Linked DNA regions of Homo sapiens: region 2 is linked to region 1. A link is a loop called in an ENCODE intact Hi-C map of the cell type or tissue named here. Cell type or tissue: heart right ventricle. All regions are shown on one strand.

What was found. Hi-C counts contacts between places; a loop is a spot of excess contacts. Peaks named below come from ENCODE experiments on the same cell type or tissue, not always from the same donor. Only the 100,000 strongest peaks of a DNase experiment are listed, where the experiment ranks them.
Region 2: a loop joins it to region 1, with 3 times the contacts of the local background. A loop is called at or near these places in 54 of 110 quality-filtered maps.

Annotation. Positions count from the first base shown.
Region 1 is chr6:37,207,298-37,215,297 of GRCh38, forward strand. It overlaps TMEM217B (transmembrane protein 217B), which reads right to left. Exons shown (of 2, transcript NM_001395378.1): 2 at 4,884-5,699. The coding sequence starts at 5,672. The coding sequence ends at 5,160. TMEM217 (transmembrane protein 217) reads right to left here. Exons shown (of 3, transcript NM_001286401.2): 3 at 4,884-5,699. The coding sequence ends at 5,669. Among named protein-coding and RNA genes, the nearest start is that of PIM1, 41 kb to the left of the region's middle. RefSeq lists a silencer at 3,176-3,470. In heart right ventricle, CTCF peaks have their summits at 899 (motif pointing left) and 3,337 (motif pointing left); DNase peaks (open chromatin) are centred at 904 and 3,304.
Region 2 is chr6:36,869,406-36,877,405 of GRCh38, forward strand. It overlaps PPIL1 (peptidylprolyl isomerase like 1), which reads right to left and starts at 5,398. Exons shown (of 4, transcript NM_016059.5): 1 at 5,312-5,398; 2 at 2,313-2,467. The coding sequence starts at 5,367. It also overlaps a transcript of C6orf89 not described here. RefSeq lists an enhancer at 5,389-5,618. In heart right ventricle, a CTCF peak has its summit at 4,411; DNase peaks (open chromatin) are centred at 5,416 and 5,516; H3K4me3 peaks cover 2,161 bases; H3K27ac peaks cover 2,247 bases.

The DNA of each region.
Region 1 (8,000 bases):
AAAGAACAGTAATAATTTGCCTCTCATAGGCCGGGCGTGGCGACTCATGCCTGTAATCTCAACACTTTGGGCAGATCACCTGAGGTCAGGAGTTCAAGACCAGCCTGGCCAACTTGGTGAAACCCCATCTCTACTAAAAATACAAAAATTAGCCCAGAGTGGTGGTGGGCACCTGTAGTCCCAGCTACTCAGGTGGATGAGGTAGGAGAATCGCTTGAACTCAGGAGGCGGAGGTTGCACTAAGCCACAATGGTGCCACTGCACTTCAGCCTGGGCGACAGAGACTCTGTCTCCAAAACAAAAACAAAACTGAGAGTCTATGTCCATTCATTCCACAAATCTTTATCAAGCACCTGCTACATGCTGGGCATTGAACTAGGTGCTGGGAAAACATCAGTGAAGTAAATATGGTGCCCACATTTTTGGAGGGTGGTGGGAGAGGCAACTGTATAGAGTAAGTCAGGTGATAGTACATGTTATGAAGAAATGTAGCACAGTAAGTGGGAAAGAGACACATGGGATGGTAGGGAGGGGCTGTTTCACACCCATTGGTAGGGAAGGCCTCTCTGATGCCTTCTGAGCAAGAAAGGAAGCTGGTGAATAGCTGGAGTAAGAATATTCTAGGCGGAAGGCACAGTGAGTGCAAAGGCCCCGAGGCTGGAGTGTGCTGTCTGTGTTAGGGTGAACGAAAGGAAGACAGCATGGCTGCAGCAGAGGGAGGCGGAGAGAACAAAATGGTTAGAAAGCAGATCAGAGGGTGACAAGGGACTGGGTTATTTAGCAGCTGGCATGCCGTGGTAAAGACTTGGGATTTCTACCCTGAGTGTGGTGGGGAGCCCTGGCAGGTGAGGACCGGAGTAGAGGAGGGACTTGATCTGACTCAGGTTTCAACAGGAGCCCTCTGGTGGCTGGGCGGAGAACTGACTGTAAAGGGAACACAGTGGCATGGGGAGGCCAGTCAGGAACTGCTACTGCAATAGCCTGGGCAAGAGATGGTGATGGCCTGGGCCAGGGAGGTGGCAGGGGAGGTTATATGAAGTGGTTGGATATGGATCTATATTGAAGGGTGGGCTGATGGGGAGTGGTGAGGAGTTAGATTCAGGCTGAGAGAAAGAGAGGACCTAAGGATGCCTGCTGGGTCTTTAACTTGAGCAATGGAAGGGTAGAGGTGGCAAAGACTGGGGGTTAGGGCAAGGTATACGGGAGAAAATCAGGAGTGTGGATTGGGATACACTCCCCAATTTTTATTTATTTATTTATTTATTTATTTATTTATTTGAGATGGAGTTTTGCTCTTGTTGCCCAGGCTGCAGTATAGTGGCGCGATCTCAGCTCACTGCAACCTCCACCTCCCAGGTTCAAGCAATTCTCCTGCCTCAGCCTCCTGAGTAACTGGGATTACAGGCACCTGCTACCATGCCCGGTTAATTTTTGTATTTTTAGTAGAGAGGAGGTTTCACCATGTTGGCCAGACTGGTCTTGAACTCCTGACCTCAGGTGATCCACCCGCCTCAGCCTCCCAAAGTGCTGTCATTACAGGCGTGAGCTACCATGCCCGGCTACATTCCCACATTTTAAGAAAATTAAAAAAAAAAATTTTTTTACATCAGTTGGATGCGGTGGCACACCTGTATTCCCAGCTACTCAGGAGGCTGAGGTGGGAGGATCGCTTGAGCCTGGAAGTTCAAGGCTCCAGTGAGCTATGATTGCACGACTGCATTCCAGCCTGGGTGACAGAGTGCAACCCTGTCTCTAAAAATCAAATAAAAGTAGAGACATCCTGAGTGAGACCCTGAGAGAATCTGAGTCAGAGAACCAGGTGAGCTGTGTCTGGACTCCTGACCGCAGAAACTAAGACAGAATAAATGTACTGTCTTAAGCTGCTAATTTTGGGGTAATTTGTTATGCAGTAATAGATAACTAGTACATGTCACATCTCTACAAAAATGTCTCTACAACAGTAACCACCCCAAAACATATCCTGACTGGGTATGGTGGCTCATGCCTATAATCTCAGCACTCTGGGAAGCCAAGGTGGGAGGATAGCCTGAGGCCAGGAGTTCAAGACCAGCCTGGGCAACATAGGGAGACCCCATATTGTATTTAAAAAAAAAAAAAAGAGTTGTGTAGGGGAGGATCTGCTTCCAAGCTCCCTCATGGGGCTGTTGGTAGGATTCCGTTCCTCACGGGCTCTTGGTTAGTGACCTCTGCTCCTGGCAGTGTGAGCCTTTCCATAAAGATACTTTCAACATGATAGCCAGCTTCCCTCAGAGAGCGGGCAGCACTGACGTCATCGTCTTCTGTAACCTAACCTTAGAAAGGACAACCCATCGCTTTTGCTATGTTCTCTTTGCTAGAAGAGGATCACTGGGTCCTGCCCACATCTAAGAAGAGGTGATGAATGTGAATATCAGTTCGCAGAGATCTCTGGGAACCATGTTAGAGCTGGCTACCACATCAAGGAAGCAACTGCATAAACAAAGCCAGGGTTTAGGGGAGAAGTCCAGGCTGAAGATGTATATGGGGCTTATTAGTGATGGGTCTGGACCAGGTGAGCTGGGAGTGAGTGAGACAGAGAACAAGACCAAGGACTGTGCCAAGGGCACTCCGGTGTTTGGAGGTCAGGAAGATGAGGAGAGGCCAGCAAAGGAGACTGAGGAGAAGGGGCCAGTGCGGCAGGGGAGGGATGGAGACGGAGGCAGAGGGGCTACCAGAGAAACCTGTTGGCAGGAGAGAGGGATCAGCAGTCAAAAGCCACTGCAGGACAGGTCAGCAAAGGTGGAGAACTGACCACCGGCTTGAGCAGTGTGGAGATCACCTTGACAAGAGCAGTCCCAGTGGGGCGGTGGGGGTGAAACCTAACTGGATGGGTTCTAGAAAGAACAGGAGACCAGGAAGTAAAGGCAGAAGCAACCATGCTTTTGAGGAGTCTTGTATAGAGGATAGCACAACCTTGCGTTTGAGTGTCTTAAACTTTCTCAACTAAAGTAACTCTCAGCTGAGGTGATTCCTGGAACTCTGCTTCTGCCTACACTTCTTCAACACACAGGTCTCCAGTTCCCCAATGTTGCCCAGGTCTACCTCCCACCGTAGCGACCTCAACCGGGATGGGGAATCAGAACCCAGAAGTTGGCCCATGTTTTATATTTTGTGTTTTGGTACTAGCAAGTCACAATCAGACAAGGCATGCCTTGTGAGACTGGGGCAGAGACACACACATTAGCTCCCAGTCATCAGCTGGAAGCTCCATAAATCCTGAACAGCCACCCTTGGAGGATCTGGTTTAGGGGCCAACAGCTCTAAGCAAAAGCTTATTACTGACTGCCATCTTGTGGTCATTTGGGGAACTGGCCTAGGTTTAAATCCGTGGTGGAAAGAGTTGAGTGAATTGTAGGATAGTACCTGGCACTGAGTGTTCAGTAAAAGCCAGCGACTGTCATTACTATGCTCATGGTTTGGAAGAGTATGGCCAAAACAAACAAACAAACATGTCTCTTGACTTCACTCCCAACATTTTTCAAGGGAAAAGGAACTACCCTAAAAGGAGGTGTTCCTTTTTGTCTTGGTAAAAGTAAGAATGAATCAGGGAGCCGACTTTCGTGTATGAAGTCAGATGATGAGATGCAAGTCCTGCTTTTGCTACCATGTGACCTTGATCTCATCACTGAAGCCCAGTGAGTCTCAGTTTCGTCAAACCATAAAACAGGAGCATTAGGATGAAGACTGCACAACTGGTGAATGTGAAGAGTTCTCAGGAAAAGCGGCACTCCTAGTTCAAGGCAGGGGCCTGCTGGCTCTCAACACAGAGCTTGTTGCTTTACAATAGTGTCTCTCAACTAGGGGCAACTTTGCCCCCCCACCACCCCCACCCCATGGGATGTTTGACAATGCCTGGAGATATTTTGGGGGGTTCTTTTTGTTTTTCAAAGGGTTGGTCCTTGTTTTTGTTTTGTCTGTTTGTTTGAGACAGAGTCTCGCTCTGTCACCCAGGCTGCAGTGCAGTGGCGCGATCTCGGCTCACTGCAAGCTCCACCTCCCAGGTTCAGGCCATTCTCCTGCCTCAGCCTCCTGAGTATCTGGGACCACAGGCACCCGCTACCATGCCTGGCAATTTTTTTGTATTTTTAGTAGAGACGGGGTTTCACTGTGTTAGCCAGGATGGTCTCGATCTCCTGACCTCTTGATCTGCCTGCCTCGGCCTCCCAAAGTGCTGGGATTACAGCCGTGAGCCACCGAACCCGGCCCTGTTTGTGTGTGTGTGTGTGTGTGTGTGTGTGTGTGTGTGTTTGTGTTTTTGAGATGGAGTCTCACTCTGTCCCCCAGGCTGGAGTGCAGTGGCACCATCTCAGCTCACTGCCACCTCCGCCTCCTGGGTTCAAGTGATTCTCCTGCCTCAGCCTCCCGAGTAGCTGGGATTACAGGCACCCACCACCACGCCCGGCTAATTTTTGTATTTTTAGTAGAGAGCGGGTTTCACCATGCTGGCCAGTCTTGTCTTGAACTCCTGACCTCAAGTGATCCACCTGCCTTGGCCTCCCAAAGTGCTGGGATTACAGGCGTAAGCCACCATGCTGGGCCGATAGGCTAGTCTTGAGCCAGCCATACATAGTTATTGAAATGGAAATTAGCTAAAAAAGAATAAAATTTAAAATTTGATTACTGGGTTGTAATAGCCACATTTCCAAGTGCTCAGTCGCCACACATGGCTAGTAGCCAGCACAGATAGAGGACATTTCCATCAGCACAGGAAGTTCTACTGGACAACACTCCTCCAAAGGACTCAGCAGAACCGGCATCTGTGGGCCAACCCATAAAGGAAGAACTAGAAACTAAGGAAGTGCAGAGGAGAGGGGACAGTGAGAGGCAAAAACAGACACCAGTGAGATGGTTAAGTAAGCACAAGGCCACATATCATTAACTGCTAAAACAAGTCACACAACACATCTGTAAAATAATTGATCCGCACAACCTGCCCTCTCCCGAGAATCATTCCTCAGTGCGTAAAACTCAAAAGCCCTGACAAACCAAGCAGCATCAACAGAAGACAGGCAGGGTAGGGAGGGTTCCATTGTTGAGGAACACCATTCCCTCCCACCTTTCCTGGCATCTGGCATGGTTCAGTTTAACTTCCGGTACAACATTCCCAGACGGACAGGTAGTCATGAGTTCACTGCAATGGTGGAGCAGAGCCTGTGGCGGCGTTTCCTGCCCACAGTCTGGGATTCCTTGTAAAGGTTGTATGCATGCTTGACGATGAAGGGCAGACAGAAAAAGTGCAGGAGCATGTGTGAGATTTGGAAGATCCAGTGCAAATAACTCAGCGTCTTGAAGTGATCTTTGATGATCCCGTTGAGGAGCAGGACTATGGAGAAGTTGATGAGCTCGTAAGTGATGATCCACATGGCATAGATCAGCAGCCCCATGTAGATATTCTTGTGGATACAATAAAAGAGGAAGCAGCCGATGATGATGGTGGTGAGGGAGAGGCCAGTGCTGATATTAGCCCTGTGGAACAGGGTCCAAGTGACTAGCTCCGACTTTGAGTCCACGTAGATGCTGAACTTGGCCTCATAGCAAATGTGTGTCTTCTGGTTCAGGTCAAAGATGAAGAACTGGGTGGTATTAAGGACAGAGAAGATGCCCACCATGAGGGAGAACATCCTGACATTCATTTTATACTTGTTTTACCAGAGCACCTCCTGCAGGAAGAAAATCATACAGACACGTGACAAGATGGCAGAGGTAGCCTTAGACAAATCCCCCAAGTCACTAGATATAAATCAGAGAGCTAAGAGCAATGATGGTGTGTGGACAGGCAATAGGCTGGAAGTTAAGGGACATGGGGTCTGGCCCGTGCTCTGGCCTAACTTGCTAGATGTGACCACATCATTGAGAAATGAATGTATCACTGGCCTGGGACTTCCTAAGTAGCTTCCAATTCTGCTGTTCCAGCTTCAGCTTTGCTTTAAAGTGGCAAAAAGAGTGCTCCTGTTGATGTAGGTTTGTGGGAATTCAGAGGTTCCTGTATTGAGGATAACGATGGTATGAACGAAGCTCCCATCTGGGGAGTTTGCTTCTCTGAAGTCAGAAAACTCTCATGGCTCCTCAAGGGCTTGGAATCATCCCTGACATCCTCTGCCCCCACTACTCTTTCCTTCCAAGTCCTTAGAAATTTCCCTGATTTGCTCCCTGGGCATGGCCCAGCCTTGTCCCAAGTCACAGGGTTTGGCCAGCAGGAATGGAATGGGTAAAGGTTTATGGATCCAGGCAAGACTCTGCCCAGGGCCAAGATGCCTTAACAATAAGCCACCATTGTGCAGGTGAAGGCCCAGCAGGCAGACCTCCAGCTGCAACCTAGGTTACACCTGAGCTCTAGAGGTCAACTCATGGCAGGGAGCAGGAACCTGGTGCCCGAGCCGACCCTGCTGAGGGCATGTTGATAATGGGGGACCTAAGGCTGGAGTAGGCTGGGCCTACAGCGCAAACGTTCCTCCACAACCTGAATCTTCTTCTTACTGGCTCCCAATTCAGAGGACTCCTGAGCAAACCTCTCTCCTCATCATTCACTACACTGGCGAGCTACCTCTGTTGTGGGGCAAAGGAAGGGGCACAGTCACACATTAGGAGAACACAGGGCTGTCCTCAGGCTGACGAATGTCCAATGGGGGACAACTTGTTGGAAGCCTGACCTGGCCTCTCTCTGAGATGACCAGAATGGGTCCTGTCCAGCCAGGCAGAGCACAGACAGGCTGCCACTAGCCTCCCTCCAGCCCTCTCCTCTTCACTCACTGGATCAACTCCAAATACAGTAAAATATACAGAATGTAAAATTCACCACTTTAGCCCTTTTTGAATGTGCAATTCAGTGACATTAAGTACATTCACGTTGTCGTGCAAGCATATCGCTATCCATCTCCAGAACTTCCTTTCTCTCTCTCTCTCTCTCTTTCGACAGAGTCTTGCTCTGTCACCCAGGCTGGAGTGCAGTGGTACGATCTTGGATCACTGCAATCTCTGCCTCCCAGGATGAAGCGATTCTCATGCCTCAGCCTCCCAAGTAGCTGGGATTACAAGCGTGCGCCAGCATGCCCAGCTAATTTTTGTATTTTTAGTAGAGACAGGTTTCACCATGTTGGCCAGGCTGGTCTTGAACCCCTGACCACAAGTGATCTGCCCGCCTCGGCCTCCCAAAGTGCTGGGATTACAGGCATGAGCCACCATGCCTGGCCATCTTCAGAACTTTTTCATCATCCCCACCAAAATCTCTGTACCCATTATAAACATCAACTCCCCATTCTCCTCTTCCCCCGCTCCCTACTAACCATTTTTCTTGCTGTCTCTATGAATTTGCCTGCTCTAGGTGTCTCACATAAGTGGAATCATACATTTGTCCTTCGGTATCTGGCTTACTTCACTTAGCATAATGTTTTCCAGATTCATCCCAAATATTCTTATACTTTATTCTCCACCATCCTCCCAACCCTGTGTGACTCCAGATACACAAAACTCTCAGTGCACCCTAGAACCTGGAGGGCCCAGGAGGGAGGCAGTGTGTTGTCTAGTGGGTAGCTGCACTGATGCTTCCCCGTCTGCACCAACGAAACCTCACCTCTGCTCGGTTCACAGCGCAGCTTCCAGAGCAGCCACTACCCATGGGGTACTCACCTGAATTGTCTAAAAATAAGGCCCTGAACCACACAGTTTTCTTCCTTTGCTTTATATCTATGTTGTGAGTTTCAAGGAAATGTCTGTATAAAGCCCACTGGTTCCACAGCTCTGCTGCCCCAGCCTTGGTCTCCACCCTCGGCACCTCTCTCTTGGGTCACTATAATAATGGCCTAACTTCCCTTTCTGCCGCTAGCCAAGGTCCTCTGGTACATTCTATTCATTCAATACTCACTCAGCAGACATCTATTGTGTATCTACAGGTGCTGGGGGCTGAGCTTGGCACTGGAGACAGACAGGTAAATATGCTAGTGTGGAAGCTAGACAAATAAAAA
Region 2 (8,000 bases), 340 kb before region 1:
TGGCACAGTGCATCACACAGTGAGGGGGCTGAGCATGCCAACATGCTATCTCTTTTCAAGTATAAAAGTAACAGGCAGAAATTCTGAAACATGAATGAACTTAAAAATACAACACATTCCAGCTCTTGTAACAAAAAACCACTGGACAATTGTGATTCTTGAGCATTCTGAAAAAAAAACACTAAAAAACCACTAGACAAGAAATCCTGCCCTCCAGCACTTGCGAAGGTAAAAGCGAAGCAAGTTGTGAACACTAAATACACTGAAACGTAGGACCCACACTGTAGCTGAAGGAATGATGAGTGCAGAACAGATAATAATAAAACTAACAACAAAAATTAAGGTCGGGGAAAAATAAGAATGGGTAGAAATTTAAGTACTAATTGCCTCATCTTTCACTGTAGGAAGTCAAATATTCTGTTCTATATATATGAAATTAAATGTAATATGTTCTGTTTTAAAAACAATAGCTTATATATCCTATTTTTTTGAAACTACTTCCATTTATCCTGTCATCCCTTAAACCAGACATGATGGGCACCAAAAGTTAACACTGTTCCTTTCTGAAAGATGGGATATTTAGGGATTAGTTAATGATGGTTAGAAATCTTTAGGAGCTATGCTTATGAATGATTTTTCCCCTTTTCTCTGCTTTCTTATATATTCTGTATTTTGAAATGCATCCATATACATTAAAAAAAAAAAAACCCAAAAACCTGAATGCTTCTGACCATAGATGATAAATCATGAGACGATTAAGAATGACAAAAAAGAACAAGACTGAGAAAAGACTCTGCTATAGAGAAAACCAAACTTGTTTAAAGGCAAACGAGCAGAAATTAGCAGAGAAGAAGCAGACTGAGAAGCAAGGGCCCTTGAAATGAGTAAGGGTTCCACCAGTTCACTAATAAACCCCATCTAAATGCCAGTAACTCCCAAATTAATACCTCCATACCAGGTCTTTCCCTGAACCCCATATTCCTATCCAACTACTTACTCATGAGCATAGTCGGCCCTCCCTACATGTGGGTTCTACATTCATGGGTTCAACTAACCGCGACTGAAAACATCTTGGGGGGAAGCATCTGTACTGAACATGTATAGAACTATTTTTCTTGTCATTACTCCCCAAACAATACAGTACAACAACTATTTACATAGTGTTTACATCTTGCCCCTACATCTATTCTCTAAACAGCAGCTAGAGTGATCCTTTTATTTATTTATTTATTTGAGAGGGAGTCTCAATCTGTTACCCAGGCTGGACTGCAGTGGTGCGATCTTGGCTCACTGCAACCTCCATCTCCTGGGTTCAAGCAATTCTTCTGCCTCAGCCTCCCGACTAAGAACCTGAGATTACAGGTGCCCACCAACCCGCCCGGCTAATTTTTGTATTTTAGTAGACAGAGCGTTTCACCATGTTGGTCAGGCTGGTCTTGAACTCCTGACCTCAAATGATCCAACTGCCTCGGGCTCCCAAAGTGCTGGGATTACAGGCGTGAGCCACCGTGCCCAGCCTAGAGTGATCCTTTTAAAGCATAGATCAGATCATGTCTTTCCTTTGCTCAAAACTCTCCAATGACTCACATCACATCTTACTCAGAATAAAACCCAGTCTCTACCATGCCCTATAAGGTATCATATCTTATGATTTCCAGCACAGGTTCCTGCCTCAGGGCCTCTGTGTTTGCTCTTCCCTCCATCCAAAATGTTCTCCCCACAGTTGCAAGGTTCACTTTCTTACTTCATTCAGATCTCTTCTCCAATAATGTCAGAGAGGAGTTCCCTGACTTTTCTACTAAAATTCCATCCCCACACCCTTTTCCTGCTTTATTGAGAGCAATAATTCTGTCTCTTTGTTTATAGGTATCTCCCTAGAGCTTAAAAAAGTATCTGACACAAAACAGGTACTCAGTATTTGTTAAATGAATGAATCGATAAAAGAACCCAGGATTTTATTATTCTCAAAATATTATAAAGTCTTTCCTTCTTATTGATCAGACTACTTGCATCACTATAATTCAGACAAATATTATTTGTTCTTAGTGAGCAGTACATGTAAGTTATGAAAAACTCTACCAAGCCTAGGAGTAAAGGTTGGTTTCTGGTCAATTCCACACATGTGTGTTTGAGGAAGGCAGGCGTTGTCACCAGAATCAACCAACACAGACCTTAGTAAGTGGAAAAGAGAGCTCTGGCTGCCTTATCACCTATTTACGACAGAGACTTCAGAAACTAATGCTGGCTTTAGAAAAAAAGACGAAAAGGAGAAAAAAAAAAGAAAACATAAACTAATGTTGGCTTAACTGTACCTGTCCCTGTTGGGTCACCTCCTTGGATCATGAAGTCTTTGATAATTCTGTGGAATTTTGTGCCATTGTAGTAACCTCGACGAGCCAACTCAGCAAAGTTCTTACAGGTCTTTGGAGCATGCTTCCAGTACAGCTCCAGCACAATGATTCCCATGCTGCAGAGGGAGAGGACAACAGCTCCAGTAAACAAAAAGGTCAGGGCAGACAGGAGTATTATGGAACTGCTCCAGGACTCTTGATTTTCAAGCTTGTAAGTCATGAAATTGTGATAACCACTGGATTTCATGCTCAGCAAAGGAAAACACCACAATGCAAGTAACATAAACACCCATTATCTTTTTTGAGTAAAACACGCAGGTGTTCTGGGTACTTCTTTTCAGCAAAATAACAAGCATGGAGAACTCAAAATTCTAATACTATACATATATACATATGTATATATATATAGCTATATCTGATTATCTGAAACCAATATAACCAACCCCTAAATTAGGAAAAAAATTCTTACACTTAATTTTTAATTTTTTAAAAAAAGAGACATTAAAATATCAGGAGTTCATATTTATTTAGAAGTTTCTGGGTGGGGGTAGGGACTGGGTAGATGGAAAATAGGAAGATGTTTAATGAATACCTTTTAAAAACTTTTGTATTTTTGATCCATGTAAATACATTACCTATTCAAAAAATTTCAATAAAAGGTACAGTTTGTGTTTGTTTGGGAGGGAGTATAACAAAGGCAAAACCTGGTAACTTTGAATCTTTGCACCTACCCAATAGGATGAGTGCTTTTTCCTCACCAGTACTACTAAAAGATAAGGAAGAGGCAAGAGAAAGGACGAGTGCCTTCCCCTCTACTCCAGCACATACCTAGACTTTAAGCTCCAAGGATGTGACAATTTTTTTTTTTTTGAGAAAGGGTCTCCTCTGTCACCCAGGTTACAGTGCAGTGGCACAATCTCAGCTTATCGCAACCTCCACCTCCCGGGCTCAAGTGATCCTCTCACCTCAGCCTCCTGAGTAGCTGGGACTACAGGCATGCATCACCAAGCTCAGCTAATTTGTTGTATTTTTTTGTAGAGATGGGGTTTCACCATGTTGCCCGGGCTTGTCTTGAACTCCTGGGCTCAAGCAATCTACCTGCCTTGGCCTCCCAAAGTGCTGGATTACAGATGTGAGCTATGGCACCTGGCCAGATGTGAGAATTGAGTCAACTCTGTATAGTCTGGATACCCAGTGCCTTGCACAGTGTAAACACTCTATAAGTATATGAGGAGTGTGCTAGAAAATAGCTAACAGCCTTTCTGCCTGAAATTCATCCAATTCATCTTTCACACTGCTCCCATTCAACACAGATTGACAGTTACTCTGTGTGTGGTACTCTTTCCCTCATGAAGCTTACATTCTGGAGGATATTTTCAAAATACAGAAAGTAGCCTTTTGGAAAGACAATCAGGAAGTACGTATACAATTCTGAAATGTGCATACCTCAGTAATTTCAACTTCCAAGTATCCTCTAGGAAAATATACAAAAGTGCCTAAGGATACAATATGTGCAAGGATGTTCATCTCAGTATTTGTCATAGCCAAAAAAAAAGGAAGCAACTTAAATGTCCTTGAAATAGGAAATGCCTAAAATATCAACTATCCATACTATGGGCAGCTACCTGAATTACTGAGTGAAAGAAAACCAAGTTACAGAAAAAACATACATACAGTATGATCATATGATCCCATTTTTTTGTTAAAAAAACATGAGAGAGGTTTATATGTACATAGAAAAAAGTCTGGACAATCATCCAACAAACTGTTGATGGTGTTTTCAGGAAGGAGGTGACTTTCACTTCTTACTCTGTATGTCTACATTGCTTGGATTTAACAATTTATTTTGTAACTTTAAAAAATACCAACAGGAGAATTCAGAAATTACAGGTTGGAGCCTGAAGATGTAGAATTTTGCCATATAAGGTGGGGAAGATGGCCAGGGAGCATGAAATGAACAGCATGAGCAAATAGAGAGAGGACTGACAGAACTCTGCTTTAGCTGAAAGCAGCAATGGGCAAGAACAGAAAGGCAGAGGACCTTGGCTGGTCCCTGGCTGTTGAGGGGAGAATGGCAGGTAGACAAGGGCCAGATGAAAAAAATCACCTTGAATGTCAGGATTAATACGTTTTTACTTTATACTGTTATAGCAGCAAGACGTTATTAAAGGTTTTTTGAGCAGGATCCCTTCCTTGTCCTACTTTGTAAAGATCACTTTGAGCTTTTTCCAAAGAGGCAATGGAATGAATAGAGCTAAAGGATCTAGCAAGGTGAGACGAGCACACCAGGCTCCAAACGAGGTTCTTCCAGTTACTAGCTGTGTGGCTTTGGTCAAGGCTTTAAGCTGTAAATTCCGGCGTTTCCTCCTGCTAATATTGAAAGGGAGAAAGTTAAATAATACCTTCATGATTTGAGTTGCTAAGATTAAACTAAATGAGATGACATACAGCGGGGCATGGCGCCAGCAGGTTGGTTACCACATCACTCTTTGATAGTGGGGAAAATGTGCTTCTTCCTGTATTTTACTGGAATTTGTTTCTACAACTGTATTACTTATCACGTAATGTTTACATGTCTGTCTCTTTCATTATACCGTAAGCTCCTAAAGGCAGGGCTGTCTGTGTTTTATCTACCTCTGTATCCTCAGAACTCATATTCCATATGCCTGGCTTGCGGACTCATTACACGTTTGTTGAATGAATGAATGAATGAATGAGCGGACTGGGGGAAGGAGGACAATCAGGCAGCTATTGCTGAGACCTCAGCACAAGACCCCGCGGAGCTTGGACGCGGGCGATGGCGGTCCCCTCTCAACCCTCTGGGGGCCGTCTCGGCCGCTGCTCCACGCCCCTCCACGTGGAGGCCGGCCTCCCGGAGGAACGCGCCAGGAACGCAGACCCGTGGTGAGGCCCGGGCTCCGCGTCTCCTCTGCCAGCCCCAGACGCCCGAACCCCCTCACCTGGTCTCCAAGTAAACGTTGGGTGGCTGCCAGGAATCTGGGGGAATTGCCGCCATAGCGAAGCCGGCGGCGGAATGCTTGTCTAGTAATTGCTACTTCCGGCGTCGATTAGCTGGGGACCCGTCGCTGCTGCACACTTCCGGTCCGTTCAACCCTTTCGATACCAGGATTTGGGTGGCCAAGACAAGGAAGAGGACGGTCCCTTCTTCCAATGCCGGGAAGCTGGGGTGGGAGACGAGAAGAAGCTGGGCTCAAGAACAGAGGAAAATGCAAACTTCATTCGCGGTGGTCTCCAAGTGGCGATACCGCGCCACTCTGGGCGATCTGATTGGTTCGTTTAGGCATGGAAGGCGGGAACAACCAGAAAAGCTGCGCTCTGGTTGGAGTTATGTCCTAATATTAAATTCGAAGAATTTCTTAGTCTCACAATTGGGCAGGGACGGGAAGGGGAGGCAGAGAATGAAAGAGGGTAGTTTAGAGATGCCAGTAAAGAATTTTTGTAAGGCGCTGTACGATGTACACAGTGCTTGCACTTTCTTATCTCATCTACTCCACAAAACAATTCTATAAGTAGATAGTATTATTACCATTTTTCAGATCTGAAAATAGACTCGGCAGTTAATACTTGTTTTTCCATAGTCATAAAGCAAATCTGAGCCTGCAGAATCCAAAGACGAGGAGTCTGAGGAGAAAAGAGAGGGAAGGGGCAGGAAGAAAATAGGAGATAAAGAAAGGAAGAGACAGGAGAAAACAGGACAAACGGATCAGAGCAAGAACAAGGCTTAACATTGGCTGGGATAGATGGTACCTGAAAGTTGTTAGGAGGGTTTGCGCAGGGCGCGAGGAACAGAAGCAAATTAGAGGAGCTATAATGTTTGGAGGGAGGACAAAAATGAAATAGAGTACCTAAACTTAACGCTGTAAATGCTTTGCACACCACTTAATAATGATGGTTGAATGTTTACCATGTGCCAGGCATCAAGCTAAGCATTTTATTGCGTATTTTCACGCTTAATCTTCAAAATCCCACAAGGTAGATATTACTATTCCCATTTTACTTTGAGGAAGCTGAGCCTTACAGATTAAATAACTTGCTTAAAGTACTACAGCTGGTGCACTTGTGCTCTTAACGACAGTTCAACTGTAATGTCCCTAATTGTCAACAAGGAATAAGGATGTACAAGGTTGTAAAGATAAACTAGACAGCTCCTTGAGAGAGGAGCTGGGCCTCCTTCATCTTTGTGCTCTTCTTGCACAGTACAGAGCACAGGGTGCTCAGCTTTGCTGAATGAATAATGAACGGAACACTACATTTTAAACTGATAAATGCTAAAGTATAATTTTTACACCTCCTGCAGTTTCAAGTTCATGCCCACCTTGTGGCCCTTGAGCTGGATGAAAAAGTCTTAATCCTTGGTCTGTTTAGTCTGTTGTTAAGTTGCCTTTCTCTGGACTTTATGTAGTTCTTTACTGTGTATCTCGGGAGTCATGTGCCATTCCCAGGCTCCAATGTCTGAATATTGAAAAGCCACCCCCAAGATCATGATCACTTTCTTCCTAAATCTTTTACTGCAGCTCCTACCAGTCACTTGGCACTGAGGAGACAGAGATGAGTCTCACACACACAGTGCCCTGCCCTAAAGAAACTCACATTCTAGGAGAGATGGGCAACTAAATACGTAGCTGTAGGAGCGTGGAATGAGGACTGTAATAAGAAGCACACAGTAGGTTGGGTGCAGTGGCTGACACCTGTAATCTGGCACTTTCGGAGGCCGAGGCGGGCAGATCATCTGAGGTCAGGAGTTCAAGACCAACCTGACCAACATGGTGAAACCCTGTCTCTACTAAAAATACAAAATAAGCTGGGCATAGTGGTGCATGCCTGTAATCCCTGCTACTTCGGAGGCTGAGGCAGGAGAATCACTTGAACACGGAAGGTGGAGGCTGCAGTGAGCAGAGATTTTGCCTTTGCACTCCACCCTGCACAACAAAAGTGAAACTCCATCTCAAAAAAAAAAAAAAAAAGAAGAAGAAGAAGAAGAAGAAGAAACACAGTTTTCCCTGAGCTCTGGTTACTCCAGAGTAGGTTTGGACAGTCAAAAATTTCCCCTGGAGTGACAGCCTGGGTTGAGATCCAGAAAATAAATTGGAGTTAGCCAGAAGCCATGAGGGGTCAAATCAAATCAAGAAATAAAATGTCTCCAATTCCTCAGAAGCCCCCCTACTAATCATTACCCATTCCTTCCTCCCAAAGGGTAGACCACTTTCTGCCTTCTAATATCATAGATTGGTTTTCCCTGTTTTTGAATTTTATATAAATGGAGTTATAAAGTACGTATTTTTTTGTGCCTGGCTTCCTTTCCTTAACAATATGTTTGTGAGATGTATTCATGTTGTATGTAGTGGCCATTTTTCATTTTTCCTTGCTGTGTAGTATTCTGTTGTACAAACATACCACAATGTATAATGGTGCTGCGATGGATATTTTGTGTATGTATCTTAGTGCACTTGTGCATGAATTTTTGGGAGTATATACCTAGAAGCAGAATTGCTGTGTCATAGGTAACATGTATAATTTAGTAGTTAACACTAGACTGTTGCAAAGTGGCTGTAGCAATTTTTTGTTTTTTTTTGAGACACAATCTCACTCTGTCGCCAGGCTGGAGTGCAGTGGCACAATCTCAGCTCA